3 separate regions of the Homo sapiens genome follow, and all the other regions are linked to region 1. A link is an interaction called in ENCODE POLR2A ChIA-PET data of the cell type or tissue named here. Cell type or tissue: K562. All regions are shown on one strand.

What was found. Peaks named below come from ENCODE experiments on the same cell type or tissue, not always from the same donor. Only the 100,000 strongest peaks of a DNase experiment are listed, where the experiment ranks them.
Region 2: POLR2A ChIA-PET joins it to region 1 with 5 read pairs; 3 of 35 experiments call an interaction of 5 or more read pairs at or near these places.
Region 3: POLR2A ChIA-PET joins it to region 1 with 5 read pairs; 7 of 35 experiments call an interaction of 5 or more read pairs at or near these places.

Annotation. Positions count from the first base shown.
Region 1 is chr1:201,940,666-201,943,165 of GRCh38, forward strand. The region is part of intron 1 of LMOD1 (leiomodin 1); the gene reads right to left. Among named protein-coding and RNA genes, the nearest start is that of LMOD1, 4.6 kb to the right of the region's middle. RefSeq lists an enhancer at 786-1,735. In K562, no CTCF peak of the experiment used is centred here; DNase peaks (open chromatin) are centred at 1,006 and 1,406; H3K4me3 peaks cover 668 bases.
Region 2 is chr1:202,425,883-202,428,382 of GRCh38, forward strand. PPP1R12B (protein phosphatase 1 regulatory subunit 12B) reads left to right here. Exons shown (of 24, transcript NM_002481.4): 5 at 1,158-1,302. Among named protein-coding and RNA genes, the nearest start is that of PPP1R12B, 78 kb to the left of the region's middle. In K562, no CTCF peak of the experiment used is centred here; no DNase peak of the experiment used is centred here.
Region 3 is chr1:202,028,407-202,030,906 of GRCh38, forward strand. No RefSeq gene overlaps it. Among named protein-coding and RNA genes, the nearest start is that of ELF3, 19 kb to the left of the region's middle. In K562, no CTCF peak of the experiment used is centred here; a DNase peak (open chromatin) is centred at 1,545.

The sequences.
Region 1 (2,500 bases):
ACCTCCGCCTCCCGGGTCAAGTGATTCTCCTGCCTCAGCCTCCCAAGTAGCTGGACTACAGGCATGCACCACCACGCCCAGCATTTTTTTTTTTTTTTTTGAGACGGAATTCTGCTCTTGTTGCCCAGGCTGGAGTGCAATGGCACGATCTCGGCGCACCGTAACCTCCGCCTCCCGGGTTCAAGCAATCCTCCTGCCTCAGCCTCCCTAGTAGCTGGGATTACAGACATGTGCCGCTATGCCTGGCTAATTTTGTATTTTAATAGAGAAGGGGTTTCTCCATGTTGGTCAGGCTGGTCTTGAACTCCCAGCCTCAGGTGATCCACCCGCCTTGGCCTCCCAAAGTGCTGGGATTACAGGTGTGAGCCACCGTGCCTGGCCATTTTTTTTTTTGTATTATTAGTAGAGATGGGGTTTCCCCATGTTGGCCAGGCTGGTAAAATTCTTTTTTTTTAATTTAATTTTTAATTTTTTAGAGATGGGGTCTTGCTATGTTGCCCAGGCTAGTCTCGAGCTCCTGAACTCAAGTGATCCTCCTGTCTCAGCCTCCCAAAGTGCTGAGATTACAGGTATTAGCCATCACACCTGCCCTCAAAATTCTTTAAATATTATATACATACAGAAGAAAACGTATAATAACAATATTTAAAACAAACACCTGTGGATTGTACCACCTAGTTTAAGAAACAAGCAGTTGCTTTTTCAAACTCTGGATGGAGGCAGTTTCAAATTTCAGGGCGAGATTTTAACAGTCTAACCCTCTCCGGTGCCTGCTTTTGCCTCCCTGGGTCAACAGGCCCCCGTCACCTCTTCTGCCCTCTTCACCCTAGCCTCCAGGGCTATTTTGGGTGTGTACCAGTTGGGGTTAATCTCCTTAAGCATTGAGCCGTGCTGCTCAGTGCACTCCTGATAGGTCCCAACCCTCTGCAAAGGGCATTCTGAGGGTTAGGCCGCCGGCCTCGGGCCTTCCCGGCCCCGTAGAGATACCATGGACACTGAGCTGTGAACTAGAACCGATGGGGGAGGGGGCTGCTGAGGCTGTGCAGGCAGTGGGAGTGGAAGGTCAGGAGGGCTCAGGCCCAGCAGCCGCTATTAGTAGGTTGCTTCGGGTTTGCTTCTCGAGTTTACCTCTAGGGAGAGCTTTCCTCCACCCCCACCAGCTCAGCTGCCCTGACCCTGGCTGGGTACAGGCGCTAATCCCCAGCCCCTGCTAACACCAGGGAGAAGGGAGGGGGAGGCAGGCTGGAGATTTTCTTTCCCACTTGGGAAGGAAAGAGGACACACAAGTTGACCGGTTGGGATCCGGTTCCTGAAACCTGAGACAAGGACAAGAGTTTCACTGAACCGTTGGCTACAGCTTGCCCAGGGGCTTTGTCTTCTACCTGGGCTGAAGGAGAGTTCCCGGATGATTAGGGCGGAGCTACACTGGCTGACAGGTCTGGCCCTTTAAAGGGAGGGAGAGAAGCTGGGGTCAATTCTTCCAAGTCCCACCTCTACCCTCCCCAATCCCCTGCTAACATTCACTCAACAAACAGAGGCTGAAGGCCTGCTGTGTGCTGGGCCCTGCATTTGCATTTTGCCCTCCAAGTCCCACAAGCTGGTGAGTGAGACAGCCCAAGAAAACAGATGATTATACAAAAGTCATGTCCCAAGGGCTTTGGTACAGACTGGTATTGGAGCGCTCAGACAAGGTGCCTGACCTTGAGGGAGTCCTGGAAGACTACCTGGAGGAAGTGGTACCTGAGACAGGCAGAACAAATAGGAGTTGACCTGGAAGAGGCAAGGGTGGAATATTCATGAAAAAGATGGTAAACAATCAGGAGGATCTCTGGAATATCCCATCCCTTGGAGGGAGACCCTGGAGGGAGAAGCAGGCCAAGGGCCCTCTGGCAGCCTAGACTCACTTTGCACAATAGCCAGAGTATGCATCTTGGGGCTGTCCTTCTGGGGAAAAGACAGACCTTAAGACTGTCTTAAGGCCAACCTCCCAATGTTGGTTTCTTTCTTTCTTTTTTTTTTTTAAATTTTATTATGAAAATTTTCGAACATACATACAAAAGTAGAAAAAATAATATAATGAACACCCATGTAGACCCATCACCCAGCTTCAACAATTGTCAACTGGTGGCCAATCTTGTTTCATCTATATATACCCCCACCCAGATTATTTTAAGGCTAATTCCCAAAGCCAATAAATTTTTCCCATAAATATTTATGTATTTATGTCTAAAAGAAAAGAATCCTTTAAAAAGTATATCTGCAATGCCATTATCACACCTAAAAGAAATTAATAGAAATTCCTTAACAGCATCCACTATCTAGTCAGGATTTACTTTCCCTAATCCACACTTAGTTTTTCTAGTTATGTTCCTACTCATGGGGGCAGGGAGATGAACATTTGACAGAAGACTATTATATCAGCCAATATAAGAATTTGTGGTCTCTGCTCTGTAGCACTCTCTGATGGTTCTATCCATGTGTGTTTTGCATGGAATCTAAT
Region 2 (2,500 bases), 490 kb after region 1:
CATCCATGGATTGTCTCCCTCCCTCCTACCATTCCTCTAGCTTCTCACTAACATGTATGATGTGAAACAGAGTTGAGGTACATGGTCCTAGGAGGGGACTTCTTCCAGTTCTCTGATTTGTCATTAATATCCCTGCAACGACCTCTTCTTGTGACCTGTAATACTTGTGATCATTTGTTCCGTTTTGACTTATATAATTTCTTTTGTGTCATTAGATTAATTATATAGATCTTGAGTATGCGATGTCCAGCTGGCACAGGATAGCCAAACTTATATGAGGGATTTGGACTCTACTACTCTGTCTGTTCCATTTTTCCTTACATCCATACATGCTTCTTGTAGCTCTTGGTACTTAATGTTCACAGGCTTTCCCAAATACATGGGTTGCCAAAGGCATTATATGTGCAGTTGTTAACTGGACTCTTCCAGTATTTCATATTTCACCTAATGCAGGGTTTTTAATAGGTATAGCAGTGTTTTGGTGCTCCATTTCTGCCTGATAGCGCTATCCATAAGGGCCCCAATGTGGTTTGGGTCTTCAGGAGTCAAATCTTTTCTCTTCCATGCATACAAGTTAAATTATAGCTTTATAGTTAGCAAAAAATTGGAGATATGTGGGTATATGGTAAATATAGTGTCCTAGAAAGACCAACCAGAAGGCTAGTTGGGAAAATACCCTGAAGAGAATTGAGTCTTCATTTTATTTTATTTTTTTAAACTTTATCTTTATTGTTGACACTATTACAGATAGAGAGAATGACCACAGCCTATTAGAGTCTTCATTTTATATGTTACTTCTTCCCTGCACTGGAAAATGGAAAATGTACCTTTAACAGAGTTATGTGATTTGGCTAATTGAATTATGCTTTGGTTAATCTTAGGTACATACGTTTCCGTATACTCCCCTTGTATGGTGTAAAATGGATATGCCTAGGAAATATCTTATGACTTTTTTGAGAGGATTGGTAAAGGTCATCTATGATTGGTACGCAAAGTAGTTAACTATGAAACCCAAACTGTGCCTTAGAGGGCAGAAGTAATCATAAGACCCCTGTGGTTCAGGGCCAAAATCTGAAATATCAATTAGGTAATAGTGTATTTGCCAGAAAATTGTAATATACAGAAGATATATGTCTTGTTTTGGGTTTTCTTTTTAGACTTTTAATTCAGGCTGGCTATGAACTCAATGTTCAGGATTATGATGGCTGGACTCCCCTCCATGCTGCTGCACACTGGGGAGTGAAGGAGGCTTGCTCCATCCTGGCAGAAGCACTTTGTGACATGGATATTCGAAATAAACTGGTTAGTGAGCCTGAACCTCTAAAAGAACAACGAGATTGGTGGCTGGGTCTCTAGAATAAAAGGCTTAACATCTCTTTTCAATGGCAGTCTGACTGTTGTGAAATATACATCACTGGTAGCTATAATGTTACCCTCCACCACCCTGCCTCTGGCCCTATTAACACAGAGTTATGTTTGTTATTTAAAATAAAACTCCGTGGACCTTCTGATTGTATTTATGTTCAAGCCTCTAAAACAGGAAAAAAATATATTTGTTCTTGGCAAAAAATGAGCTTTGAGGAGCCTAATGTTATTGTCTGTGGTGAGGTATGAAAGATTTTATTGTTGCTGTATTCATGTGAGTCATTAAAATGTTATAATGACAAAGATCCTTGAGTTTGGCTGAAAATAGTGTTATTCGGTCTCACTTCAAACAACTTAGAAGCTCTGGAACTCCTATCCCTATGTCTACTGATTTTATTTTATTATTATTATTTTTGAGACAGAGTCTCGCTCTGTTGCCCAGGCTGGAGTGCAGTGGTGCGACCTCAGCTCACTGCAGGCTCCACCTCTCAAGTTCACGCCATTCTCCTGCCTCAGCCTCCTGAGTAGCTGGGACTACAGGCACACGCCGCCACGCCTGGCTAATTTTTTGTATTTTTTTTATTAGTAGAGATGGGGTTTCACTGTGTTAGCCAGGATTGTCTCGATCTCCTGACCTCGTGATCCGCCTGCCTCAGCCTCCCAAAACGCTGGGATTACAGGCATGAGCCACCATGCCCAGCTGATTTTATTTTAATTAAACTAATTTTTTTTTTTTTTTAATGGTAGAGATGGGGGGTCTCACTGGTTTCCCAGCTGGTCTCAAGCTCCTGGGCTCAAGTGATTCCCAGCCTTGCCACTTGTAATCCCAAACTCTGTGTTTAAAGGATTTGGTGTTTCTCGTTATGTGTCCTCTGTGATAGATGAAGGTATTATCATAATGTATGGTAGACTAGTTAGGGAAGCAGTTATTATTGGAATTAAAGGCAAAAAGTGAATATTGAATAATACTGAGTAATCCCAAATTGTTGGGATTACAGGTGTGAGCCACTGTGCCCAGCCCATATATGTACTGATTTTCTAGTAGTGCAGAGATATGGCCTTTTAATTAGTAGATATTCTTATCTGTGTCACATCTCTCCTGAACCCAGGTTTCATTCTCAGACTGTGGGTCAGG
Region 3 (2,500 bases), 88 kb after region 1:
TGACAACAACTATCTTTGGATAATGATATGATGCATAATTTTTACTTTTGTCTTAATGCCTTTCCATATTGCCTGAATTTTCCTTTACAAAAAGCCTGTATTTCTGTTAAAATAAAAAAGAAGACATCGTGTAGGATGTAGTTGGAAGGGGGGGAAAAAAAGAAGAAAATGAGGCGGGAAAGGGTGCAGGGTTTGAAACATGGCGGACGACGCAGACCAGAAACGCACTACCGACACTGTAGAGGAGCCCCTGGATCTTATCAGGCTAGGCCTAGATGAGCTAATTACTTTATTTTATTTATTTATTTTTTTGAGACGGAGTCTCGCTCTGTCGCCCGGGCTGGAGTGCAGTGTCGCAATCTCGGCTCACTGCAAGCTCCGCCTCCCGGGTTCACGCCATTCTCCTCCCTCAGCCTCCTGAGTAGCTGGGACTACAGGCGCCCGCCACCACGCCCGGCTAATTTTTTGTATTTTTAGTAGAGACGGGGTTTCACCATGTTTGCCAGGATGGTCTCGATCTCCTGACCTCGTGTTCTGCCCGTCTTGGCCTCCCAAAGTGCTGGGATTACAGGTGTGAGCCACTACGCCTGTCGTAACTCACAACTTCTTAAGCTAAATGGTATTTTCAGTTTTCTCAAGCTCTTCCAATAAACATGACCAAGATGCAGAACTCTTTTTCAGGACTTGTTTTGCTCCATTATTCTCACAGATATTTTTCTGATTTTTTTTTCTTTAAATTAAAATTGGTGTTTCCTCGGGGGAAAAAAAAAGAAGAAAATTCTTCCTTCGTTTTGAAAAATAAACATTAGTAATTCAAAAAAAGTAAAATAAACAACATGTCTATATTTGGAATGAGTTAACCAAAGTATGACTCATCTATTTCTACTATGGAATACTATGCCTTCATTAAAAATGATGATTCATTGAAGAATCTGCTTTGTGCCAGGCATTGATGATATAAAAGAAACCAAGATGAGGACTCTCCCCTCTTGAGGTTATATGAGTAAACAGATGCTTAACACATAATGGGAATAATTGTATGACAAAAGTATCTATAGTGACACTGAAACCACAGAGAAGAACACAGACTCTGGAACCAGGTGCGCGGGGGTTCTGGGAAGATAAGTAGGAACTCACCAGGGCACAGAGATGGGGGTCACCTAGGCAGAAAGAACATCACGTGCAAAGGTCAAGATGCATGAAATGGTACGATTTAAACAGAGGACAGGAAGAAATTGAATAGGATAGGAGCCTAGCATTTCAGGCAGGAGTGGCCAAAAATGAGGCTGAGAGATTTGTAGATCATGAAATGTAAGGTAACAGAGTCAAAATAGCTTTTTGGTAATGTCTCACTGATGGCAATGTGGAGGGTAGCATGATGGGATAGTATTAAAGAAAGGACACCACCCAGAAAGCTGTTACAGTTCCCAAGAAAAGGGGATGAGGGCCTGAGTGGCAGCAATGACAGTGGAGATGAGGACTGGAGTGGAGCAAAGGGTCAGGAGACATCACAGAGGTCTAAAGGGCAGGACTTGGTGAGAGGTTAAGGGGAGGGCAGAGTCAAGATAACACAGAGAGTCTGACATGTGGCTGGGTAGGCCAGGCTCCGGTCCTTAGGAGGAAGAACAGATTGGGGGCTGGATCTGATTACTGCGCTTTGAGGGGCCTGAGATATTCTGTAGGCAGATATGTTCAGAGGGAGGCTTGGGTCAAAAAGTAGCTTTTAGGGTCTTGAAGCATTTAAATGATAGTTGAAGCCAAGGGTTTGAACACTAATCAGGGAAAATGGACAGAAAAATACAGGGGAAAACAGTCCAGGGATAGAGCTTCTGTATGTTTAGGGGCTAAATGGAGAAAGAAGAGCTGGTAGATTGAGAAGGTGAGATCAACTAGGTAGGAAGAAAACAAAAACCAGGGAGGATGGTGTCAGAGACACCCAAGAAGTAGAAACCTCAAGGTAGAAGTAGTCAATAGTATCAAATGTCAAAAGACGCTCATAGGCCAGGCACGGTGGCTCACACCTGTAATCCCAGCACTTTGGGAGGCTGAGGCGGGCAGATCATGAGGTCAGAAGTTCGAGACCAGCCTGACCAACATGATGAAACCCCATCTCTACTAAAAATACAAAAATCAGCCGGGCATGGTGGCGTGCGCCTGTAATCTCAGCTACTCAGGAGGCCGAGGCAGGAGAATCGCTTGAACCTGGGAGGCAGAGGTTGCAGTGAGCTGAGATTGCACCACTGCACTCCAGCCTGGGTGACAGAGCAAGACTCCGTCTCAAAAAAAAAAATGTGCTATGATGGGCACAATGTCTCGCACCTGTGATCCCAGCCTTTTGGGAGGCTGAGGCAGGAGGATCAATTGAGCCCAGGAAGTCAAGGCTGCAGTGAGACATGATCGCACCACTGCATTCCAGCATGGGTGACAGAGCAAGACCTTCTCTCTCTCTCTATATCTATCTATCTATCTATCTATCTATCTATCTATCTATCTCTCTTTC